2 separate regions of the Mus musculus genome follow, and region 2 is linked to region 1. Evidence: chromatin loops called from intact Hi-C (ENCODE). Cell type or tissue: heart. All regions are shown on one strand. Links, peaks and the distances in the headings refer to the core of each region. The heading gives the core; the rest is flanking DNA.

Region 1 (5,369 bases), core at 157-5,156:
GGTTGTGAGCCACCATGTGGTTGCTGGGATTTCAACTCAGGACCTTCGGAAGAGCAGTCAGTGCTCTTACCCACTGAGCCATCGCGCCAGCCCCAAGAATTTTTTTTTTTTTAATTTTTTTATTTCATTAAAACTAGATACCTCCCAGCACTTGGGAGGCAGAGGCAGGCAGATCTCTGAGTTCCAGGCCAGCCTGGTCTACAGAGTGAGTTCCAGGACAGCCAGAGCTATACAGAGAAACCCGGTCTTGGAAAAAAAAAAAAAAAAAAGCAGTGACATTGAAGTTTTGGAAATTTCTATTCACATCAAATTATTTTGTAGGAGATCTGGGAAAAGAGCTAACTATGTGGGTCCTGCTTCAGTCTTCCAAGTACTGGGATTAAAGGTAAATTACCACTGTATCTCACTTAAAATTAAATTTATACTGTCAAATAAGAGGTGAATAATACAATTCCTTCCTTTCCAGTTTTTGTTAATAACAGTTACAGATAAGTCTTAGGAAGGGTTTACAGGGCTTGATTTTACAGTCACTTCCTAAAGGGAATTTGTTAAATATGATATTAAAATCATTGATTATTTGCTTATACTAAACAATAACACTTTAAAGGCAAAGTAAGCATTACGCAGTGACTTTGTATTAGTCTACTCTTCTAGTTAAAAAACCGTACCCTTTGTTTTGGAACTCCAGTCTAAGGTCTCTGAAGGAACTGGAGGCAAGAAAGACATTCCACCAAAGAGTTACAATATAGCTGAAAAAAATATTGTTTTTTTTCTATACAAAGTAACTTAAAAACCACATTGATACTTATCTATCTTGTTATGTTACATCTTAGTTTACAACAAGTCAAAATTGTTACACATTTGAAAACATTCATCCCAGCACTCCGGAGGTAGAGGCAGGCTCATTTCTGAGTTCGAGGCTAGCCTGGACTACAAAGTGAGTTCCAGGACAGCCAGGGCTATACAGAGAAACCCTGTCTCGAAAAACAAAAACAACAACAACAAATAAAAAACCCCAAAACAACAACAACAAAAAATTGTGAAGCAGGGTGGTGGTGGGAGGCAGAGGCAGGCAGATCTCTGGGTCTGAAGCTAGCCTGATCTACAAAACTATTTCCAGAACACCAAGGACTACCCAGAGAAATCCTGTCTCAAAAACCAAACAAACAAATGACTATAGTTGCGCTTTACTTCAGATTTCAGTGAAATTTCAGATTAGTAATTGTGAAAATGGCTACCTTTACACAATATGTTTATTTTTATAAAACACAGCTAAGTGAAAGAAAACTAAATTCACTCATGTATTTTGGTGTTTATATTACTGTGAAAATTGTATTTATGTATTCATTTTCGACAAAAAAGTAAGGACTCATACTATTTTGTAATCTTATTACAATTTAATTCAATGCCAATACATGTATTTCTACAAGAATATGTATTTTAATATCCTCATGTAATTCCAAGTGGAAGAATTCTGATTGACTTAATTAAAAAGGTTGTTATTAATTTTAATTTTTCTTTTGTTCTCTTTCTTTCTTACCTTTTTTTTTTTCCTTATTTTCTCTGTGTAATAATGCTGGCTGTCCTGGGACTCACTCAGTAGACCAGGCTGGCCTCACAGAGATCCAGTCACACAGATCCATCTGCCTCTGCCTACCAAGTGTTGAGATTAAGGGCGTGCAACACCACTGCCATGCTTACTACAGAATTTTCAAGTATTTTTACTATAATAAAACATAAATTTGCTTTTTCTTCCAGAAACTTCCATCCTAGTCAGACTAGTGTGGGGCTAAACAACCTCCTCCCAGGGGTCTTTATCACCTATTAAGGGTATAGACATAACGTGTATGTATAATTTTTCACTTAAATCTCTGAGAGAAAAAAAACAAAAACCAACTGATCCCAGTTATTTCAAAACTTAGACTCAACTGGCGAACAGCTATAGTCCCAGCAACAAGGGAGACAAAGGCTGAGTTCGAGGTCAGCCTGGTCTGTGGGAGTCTAACAGTGCAAGTCCCACAGCAGCTGGGGTGGTTTCACAAAGAAACACTGTAGTGGAAACAAACTAACAAACAAACAAAAAGCCAACAAAACAAAAGAAAACAAAACCCCAACATTTAAGTCTCCCTTTCCTCCCTCAGACCTATTTTAGGGGTGGAGGAGCGCAGGATTTTGTGGAAACAGTACCTATTTCCTACCAAACTCTTCCTGCTTTCCCCTTAGCCTGAAGGTACGAAGCGCACAAGCCCTGTGACAATGGGATACAGTTTTTCCCTTGTGGCTCCCCGGCGGGCGTGGAACTCTCGAGCCTCCTGCCTCGGCCTCCGAGGAGCCGGTGACAGGCAGCACTGCCCCGCCCACGCACCGAGAACGGGGCGGGTCTAAGGGCGCCGACCTCGTCCCTGCCCCCACACCCTCTTCCGGAGGGGAAAAAATACCCCAGCAAGTCACCGCGCTTTGTCTTAACGTTCCTTTGCCAGCGCTAAACACCGCCAAAGAGGTCACCTAGGGAACCAGAGCAGAAACTGGCCCGCATAAAAATCAAATAGGACCTGCTGAAAAACACGCAATTATTTCTACCGGAAGTACTGGGGAATATAAAACACTTGTTACCACAGATTTCGACAGTTTTTCCGGCTACAGTATCACAGGAAAGTGGGATTTAGTCGTCTCGTCCCACCATCCTCAGATTTCACAAATACTTAAAAATAAAAATAAATAAAAAATTAAAAAAAAAAATCTCCTCAGGCTTTTCCCGCCAGATAATGGGGGCGGATCCTGCTCCGCTCTCTCCGCTCCGCCCCGGAGCTGCGTCCTCAGCTCTCGGGCGCCCCCGTCGCCTCAAGTAGATTTTAGAATTCTCCCAGGAGCCCCAGCGGGAGGAGGCTCCGCCCCCTCATGAATATCGAGCAGCCTCGCCTCCTCTGCCCCTCCCCTCATGAATATTCAGAGATCTCCCGGGAACCCTGCGGGCGGAGCCTCACCCTCTCAAGAAAGGATGAGACGCCGGGATCCTCGGCTCTTTTGCCTCCTCTCTTGAATCGCTCGGAGCACTCCCAGGAGTCCACGCACGGGAGGAGGCCCCACCCCCTCGCGAATAGAAAGAAACCTCGGCTCTTCAGTCTTTCCCTTATGAATACCCAGAACCTTCTCGGGAAACGCCCCCAAGCAGGCCACGCCCTCTCATGAATACTAAGCAGAGGCTCCCATGGTGCCCTCCTGTTCAGGGATGTTATTCGGAGTGAGGCCCTTAAAAGCCCGTGCTACCTCCATTTTAGACACCAAGTTGCTGAACGGGAGAAACGGGAGCTCTTATGGTAGGGTAAGTGGGGAGGCTGTAAATGGAGATCTCAAACTTGGAGGAGTTATACGCTCCACTACGTTTTTTTACACTCAGGTTTTAAAAAAAAGATTTTATTTACTTTACGTTTAGGAGTCCACTTTTGCTGTCTTCAGACACCCAGAAGAGGGCATCAGTTCTCATCACAGATGGTTATGAGCCACCATGTGGGTGCTGGGAATTGAACTCAGGACCTCTGGAAGAGCAGTCAGTGCTCTTAACCACTGAGCCATCTCTCCATCCCTACACTCAGTTTTAAGGCAGTTTCCGATTCACTCTTCCCCTGGGCCAACAGGATCTGTCACAAGAGCTTTTCATTAAAAAGTTGTTAGATGCCTGGTGTGATGGCATTTCCCGATGGAGGCAGGAGGCTAAACCAGCCTAAGCTACTTGAGAATCTGGCTCAACCACCCCACCCCCAAAGCCCTTAATATTAAATTCTCATTTATTTACAGATTCTGTGTCTTTTTCTTTTCTCTTTTTCTTTGAGACAAGGTCTTGTTGGGTAGTGCTAGGCTAGCCTAAACCTCTGACTCTTGCATGAGCCAGTTACAGTGCTGGGATTACAAAAATCATGATCCAGTATGCAGGGCTTGATTCAGATGGAAGCCTGCAGTGGGGCAGGCTGTCTGGGAGGCCTTAAAGATATAACAGAATGATACATATTATTTGAGACTGGGTCTCTTGTAGTCCAGGCCTCCTAGACTCCTCAGGTACATAGGCATATATATTCAGGAAAAACACCTATCCACATAGAAACACAAGAAAACCAAACAACCAGTTAAAGTAGATAACAGATACCCTGACTTCCCTGGGTTGGAGTAGCCTAGCGGTAGAATGCTTGCCTAGAACACACTGGAGCCTAGTTTCCACCCCTAGCATCCTCAAAGTCCTGACTTCCCTCTTCTAAATCTTCCTCCAGGTTTCTTTTGGAAATCTGTACCTCTTAGATGTTGGGAGCATTAGCATTAGTATGTACTTAGCAGATGTGAGGTCCCAGGTTCAAACCCCCACCCTACCCCCAAAAAGCAAAAAAAAAAAAAAAAAAAAAAAAACCCACTTTACATGACTTTTTCTGTAGCCATACTTACTTCCCCAAGTGGTGCTGTAACCTTGAGATGACCTGTCTCGTATCTCATTTACTAAATTAGGACAGATACTTCAGTACTACCTGCCCCCTGCCTTCCTTATCCTGTACCTTAATTCTTGTACTCAAACAGCAGATGAAATAATAGCTGAAGGAAGGCTTGGGTGCAAACCTGTCATTCCAACTACTTGGGAGGCAGAGGCAGGAGGATCACAAGTTCAAGGCCTTCCTTGGAGACACGGGGTTAGGTCAAGGCCAGTCTGAGGAAGTTGATAAGACCCTGTCTCAAATAAAAAGTAAAAGAGAAGGCTTGAAGGGACTAGTATCTGCTCCAGACACCCCAAGCCAGCTTCTAGGCACAAAGGGGATTTATCTGCCCCAGAGGGCAAAGGGCAGGGAATAAGAGACAAAGATAGGAGGAGGGAGAAGGGGACAAGGGAAAGGGGAAGGTATATTTGTGTGGTGGTGGGGTGTAGGACAACATGCCTCTGGATAGAGAGGAGACAGACATGGCCATAGGAAAAAGGCAGTTTATAAAGGGGAAAGGGAAAACCCAAGTTAGGGTGAAGTATTGCATTTTAATTGGGCATGTTAGTTAGGTGAGCCAAGGGGGTCTTTTGATAGCTGGACCTTGGTAGTGAGCCTCAGGAGGAGGAGGTGGACAAATAAGAGGATAGACCTTAGCTTTAGGAAAGTAATGGAGGCCGGGTGTGGTGGTGCACATCTTTAATCCCAGCTCTCAGAAGGCAGAGTCAGGTGGATTTCTGAGGCTAGCCTGGTCTACAAAGTGAGTTCCAGGACAGCCAGGGCTATACAGAGAAACCCTGTCTCGTAAAACAAACAAACAAACAAGTAAAACAAACAAACAAACAAACAAACAAACAAAGTAATGGGTTTTAGCAAGGCAGAGGGAATGAGGAAGAAGGGAAAGGCCTGTCATAG
Region 2 (5,369 bases), core at 145-5,144, 140 kb before region 1:
ACCTTCAAAGCTCACCCATACAGGGCAGTGGTGCTCCAGGTCCTCCTCCCACCTGTATGCAGATCCCTGTGGATCCTGGAAAGTCAGGGCTTTTCCAGCTAGCCCACCAAACTTCCTTCAAGTTAGCAAAGGGCAACAGTAACCACCATGCTCTCTTGCCCTCAGTTTTCCATCAGATGCCCAGGTCTTCGCAGACTTATTGCTTGCCCATGAGAAAACCAAATACCATCCAAATACCATATACAATCCCAGGAACCGGCATGCCCAGTGAGTGTGCGCGTGTGCACACACACACACCTTTCCCCAGTATATATTCAAGTTGAGATGCTTGGTCATGGCTGAGAGAGTAAAAGGAACAAAAGGCCTGTCACTCAAGAACCGCCACTAACCAACAGAGCCTCTTGGTGCTGGACAAGGAACTGTATCTTCACGGCAAGCATAGGCAAGCTACCCCCGAGCCAAAGGCTCTGTTCGGTCTCCGGAGTGAAATGAAGTTACCCACCTTCAGGCTTTTGCTACAGGATGCTTTCTAGTGAGAGGCCAGATGTCAAACAAAATCAAGGAGTGACTCCCAGAAAGGGATGCAGGGTTCACAATTTGCTGACCCAGTTTCCCTGGGAATGTCAGATGACCCCCGAAGCAAGAGGAGCAAGCTCTGCTCACTGTTGATGTCCAGCTCCTTTAGAGGTCCGGGCATCCCACTTCCCGGCCAGGACACTCATTAAGCCCAGGGATTCCATGGAAAAGGGGAATGTGCCCAAGACTAAGAGGCCTGAGAGGACCTCACAAACACATGCGCTCTTCTCTAAGACGTGGAGATCTACGCTGGTGTAGGTGGCTGTCCCTCAATCTCTAGCCAAAGGACCCTCTAGGTCTTCTACCAAAGCAAGAGAAAATGAAGTCTCCCTGACCCTGGGTCCCTGGGTCATTGTTTGGTCTTGTAGACAATTTCAAGTGTTCAGAAAAGTCATGGAGCCTAAAGAATGAAATCCGAAGGAGACCCGACCCGTTATCCTCCCCCCACCCACCCCCATTCTAAACTTGTGGCTGGTGGAGTCAGCACCTCAGGTCTTTTCACTTCCTCTGTTTGCTCTCAGTGTAGGGACTCACAAAGAAACGGTGAGAAGGCAGAGAGCAAGCCACCGAAAGAGAGCAGATCCCAAACAAACAGCACATAAACAGAGCCAACCAGCTAACGTCGGCCACATCCAACTTCTTGGCAGAGGCTGCTGCACCATCCCAAAGCACCCAGGACCCAAAGGACCACTCATCTGAGACAGTAATCACCATTATCACACCCTGGAAAACCATACGAGAAGTCAATGGCTTTGAAACATCACAGAAGAACGAGGAAGATACATTATTTCCATAACCAAGTCTACACTCCCTCGGGCCTTGTGCTCGCACTTATCCTTCATCCATGGGAACACAAGTCAAGTGTCTGTGGTTTGGAGAAGTCTCTGCTTCTCCAGTTGATACGTCTTCATGAAGAAGAAGAAGAAAAAAAGGAAACCCAGAGAGGATGTCCACAGTCAGGGGTAAGGAGGCCTAGAAGATGGGAAACTTTGAGCAGCCATACCACCCAAAGGACCACAAACAGGAACATTCAGGCAAGCCAGTCCCACTTGCCCTGTCAACTGAGCAATGATGTGGTAGCCAGCTATAAGAGACAAGCGGAATAGCCATGCAACAAACACGCTGAGGGTAGAAGCAGCGTCGTTGCAGCACCCAGGCCTTCCCTCGGAAGCTCCGGGGTTGCACGGAGCCAGCATACGGACACAAGAAGCCAGAGGGGCTGGAGCGAAGGGGAAACGACGACGGCATAGCACGGGGACACCAGGCCTCGCGTGGCGAACGGGGAGTGCACGCCCGGCCGGACAGCGTGCACGGGTGGGCGGGCATGCAAGTGGCTCGGCGGAAGGGTTGCAGGCGTCACCCGCGGGGCGAGCGTGGCGAGGCCGGAGGGAGTGGGGGCGCGCACGGGGAAGCTGGTTACCGTGTGGTTCACCCCCCACATCAGGACGCTGAGAATCGGCTCGCTGGCCCGGAATAGCTTCACTTTCTGGCACACGAAATGCTTCTTCTTGGTCTTGGTTTTGCTGGCGCTGAGCGGCGCCACCGCCACCGCCGTGGTGCTGGTGCAGTTGGACGACATGCCCGGGGCGGCGGCGGCGGCGAAAGGGGGGGCGGCGGAGACAGCGCACCAGCGAGCGGCCCCAGGCCTCCCCCGAACCGATCCCCACCCCCGCTGCCTCACCGAGCCATGGTCGCGCCCGTCCCGTTACCTCCCCACCCCGCCCCGGTGGTTCCGTCCGCCCCACGCCCCGCCCTCGCTGCGCCGGCCCGCCCCGCCCCGCCCCGCCCCGGGGAGCAGGCCAGCCTGATCCTCACCCCGCCCCCGGGCGGCACCGCCCACTGGATCCCGGCTCTCCCCTCCCCGTCGGAATGGTACCGCCCGTCCCCGGGCGCTTGCAGCTGCCCCGCCCACTCCTCCTCTCCCGGCCTGAAGGGAACCCAGCCGGCTTCACGCGGGGGAACGAGGAAGACTGGGGATGGACAGCCTCGAGGCACTCGGCAAGAAGGGCTCCCTACTCGGACACCCTCAAGGCCGGGCTTTGACTTTGCCTCCACATGAAGTACTAAAATGGCGGCAGCGCCGCCGCTTCGGGAGGGGAAGAGGGGCCGGCATGAGAAGAAGCTGGAACATACCATCTCCACCCCGGGGGACAGAGGAGTAACGCGGCAAAGGGGAAAGGAAGTCCTGCCTAGAAAACCAGGGACCGCCCCCTCGCTCCACCCAAGCGTGGATCTTCCCACTCCCCTGGGCCGACGGCTCGCTCCACCCGCAAGGTACGCCCCCTTTCCCGGGGGCCAATCAGAGGAGCAGGCCGGGAATCCTAGGTTTTATGAATGGGCCGCGCGCCCACCCACCTGCCGCCTAGCCTCCTCTATCCCGATGGTCAAGTTTAGACACCACTAGCATCTGTAGACGCGTATTGTAATAATCCTTTCATTCTTGCTCCAAGAAATCTCGAATAAACTGCCCATGGTTTATTATGTAATTCCACTTGGTCGAAGGGTCTCTGTATCCGACACAAATCACAGGTCAACACTTGGGATATCAAGACTCAGTACCAGGCACGTGGTAGATCGCTCTACACAGTTACAAAAATAAATGTAGCCTTTATTACCAAGTAATAAAATAAAAGCCATAATTAACTATAACATAGGGCAGAAGGATGAGATGATTAAATGAATAATGTTATATTGTCTGGGGAGAAACTGAGTTTTAAGAATTACAGTGCCAGCCGGTCGTGGTGGCGCATGCCTTTAATCCCAGCACTTGGGAGGCAGAGGCAGGCAGATTTCTGAGTTCAAGGCCAGCCTGGTCTACAGAGTGAGTTCCAGGACAGCCAGGGCTATCTATACTGAGAAACCCTGTCTCAAAAAGTAACAACAACAATAATTACAGTGACTGGAATTTTAGTGCTTAAATCCAAACATATTTTAGGAGAAATTAGGAACTGGTAGAACAACGAAATGGCTTAATATATGAATTAAGAGCACCTCTGAGGGCCAGATGGTCTGTAATCACAGCTCCAGAGACTAAAACAGGAGATCTACAGTTTAAGGTCAGCTACCGCTAGGGTGAATCTGTCGTCTGTTTAAAAAGCACCTAGAAGTTCCCTGGTCAAACAAATGAGGGCTTCTGGTGAAAGAATAGAGAAAGGAATGGCAGTAAAGACATGGGTGTGGCCCCTTGAGTCTTGTCTTAGATTTTTAGTTATTACAGGATAAAGGCAGCTGGAGGATGGGGATGGCCTAACCGCAGCCAGCACTCAGGAGGCTGAGGCAGGAGAGCCACCATCAGGCTGCCCTGGACCAGCAAGGGCCCTGTATCACAGACAAACCACAAAGCAGCAGTGGCAGGAGCAGCAACTGTGTGTGGTCAGAGGAGCTAAAGTGCAGGGTCACCGTCAGCTCCCCGGTCCAATCAAAGCTAGCCTGAGCTACAAGAGACCCTGCCTCAACAAACAAACAAATAAAAATTAGCCAGAAAGCAAAAAGCTTCCCAAGTATTTTCTTTCAGGAGTCATCGGACAACATGGGTCCTGATTCCTGCCCCACTGGGTGCCCACTGTAGGATGCCGAGGAACAGAGGAGGATATGTATGTCCCTTGGCAGGTGTGTCCTTCCTGAAGCCAGTACATACCTATAAATGTAGCCTAACACATTTGTAGAGGACAAAGTCATGTCCAAATGACAAAGAAGGTCAGTATCCCTCTGTTACCAGTAACTACTGTGTTACTTTTCTGACAAGGTCATCCAACAAAATGTTCTCCCAAGGCTAACTTTTTTAAAGCAAATATAGAACTATACATTTGTATATACACATCACACCATTACAGCGTAAAGCCCGGGTGGGTAGCAGTTCACTTAGGGCTTTTGGTTCTGTTTTCTCTTCCAGCTTCTTCAATTCTTGGCTCTTCCTGATGCTTGGCTATCCTGTCACATAATCTACTAAATAAAGTCAATGTTTGTTTATCCCAGTGAGCACCGTCCATCTGGGTGGCTCTTAAGAGAGGCCTCTGGAAGTCTGATCCATTCATTCAGGTGGGAGGGAAGAGGGATAACAAGCATCCAAGCCGTCCAGTGGCAGCCACTAAAACACAGTCAAACCCCACAGTGCATCCACATCCAGCCAAAGTTCCTGAGGAGCCCCGATTCAGGTCACATCAGTGTTTAACGGATGTGAAGTGTTTCAGGAGTCAGTGGACAAAGGGCACTTGAACAGTGGTGGGTTCTCATCTGTACAGGAAGCCATCTGAACTCTTATAAAGAGAATTTTAAGGAGTCAGTAGCCTCCCTGGAAAATTCAGGCAAAACAGTACAAGAGACTGGTTCTCATCTCCTCATGAAGTTCTTCTCCAGGGCCACCGACGTCCGCTGTAGGGAATGGATGTTGCGCTTCACGCGGTCCTCCAGGGAGGAGGTCGACGCACTCTCCAGCTTCATGCGGCTAGGGAAGGAAAGACAGGGGAGTGGGGAAAAAGGACATTTCAACTGGTCAGCCCTGGCAGAATCAGAAGAAACAGGTTTGCAGCCAGAAAGGAACTGTAGAAATACAAGTTCTTTTCAGCCCACATAGACAATTTTCAAAGGACTCCATCTGGAGCCAGGGCTTTTAAATGTCCATAAGGGAAAACTCATCTGTTTTGGAAAACAAGTCAAGTTTCATTGGAAAAAGGTTTTCTGAGCCACAAATTTTTACTTAAAAGGAAGGCCAAGGAATTTCAGTGATTTGGGAAAAATACCAATTACTTTTTCTATGTCAAGTAAAAATGCTATTATCTGGTTAGAAACTGGGA

The links. Hi-C counts contacts between places; a loop is a spot of excess contacts. Peaks named below come from ENCODE experiments on the same cell type or tissue, not always from the same donor. Only the 100,000 strongest peaks of a DNase experiment are listed, where the experiment ranks them.
Region 2: a loop joins it to region 1, with 2.8 times the contacts of the local background. A loop is called at or near these places in 1 of 42 quality-filtered maps.

Annotation. Positions count from the first base shown.
Region 1 is chr11:97,881,310-97,886,678 of GRCm38, forward strand. Fbxo47 (F-box protein 47) reads right to left here and starts at 2,845. Exons shown (of 11, transcript NM_001081435.1): 1 at 2,614-2,845. In heart, for the core only: CTCF peaks have their summits at 2,824 and 3,452 (motif pointing right); DNase peaks (open chromatin) are centred at 2,382 and 3,022; H3K4me3 peaks cover 2,289 bases; H3K27ac peaks cover 1,807 bases.
Region 2 is chr11:97,742,450-97,747,818 of GRCm38, forward strand. Pip4k2b (phosphatidylinositol-5-phosphate 4-kinase, type II, beta) reads right to left here and starts at 2,255. Exons shown (of 10, transcript NM_054051.1): 1 at 1,997-2,255. The coding sequence starts at 2,155. Cwc25 (CWC25 spliceosome-associated protein) reads right to left here. Exons shown (of 10, transcript NM_026186.4): 10 at 3,021-5,020. The coding sequence ends at 4,906. Mir8102 (microRNA 8102) reads left to right here and starts at 2,448; the gene lies at 2,448-2,586. In heart, for the core only: no CTCF peak of the experiment used is centred there; DNase peaks (open chromatin) are centred at 1,872, 2,452 and 2,752; H3K4me3 peaks cover 2,673 bases; H3K27ac peaks cover 2,038 bases.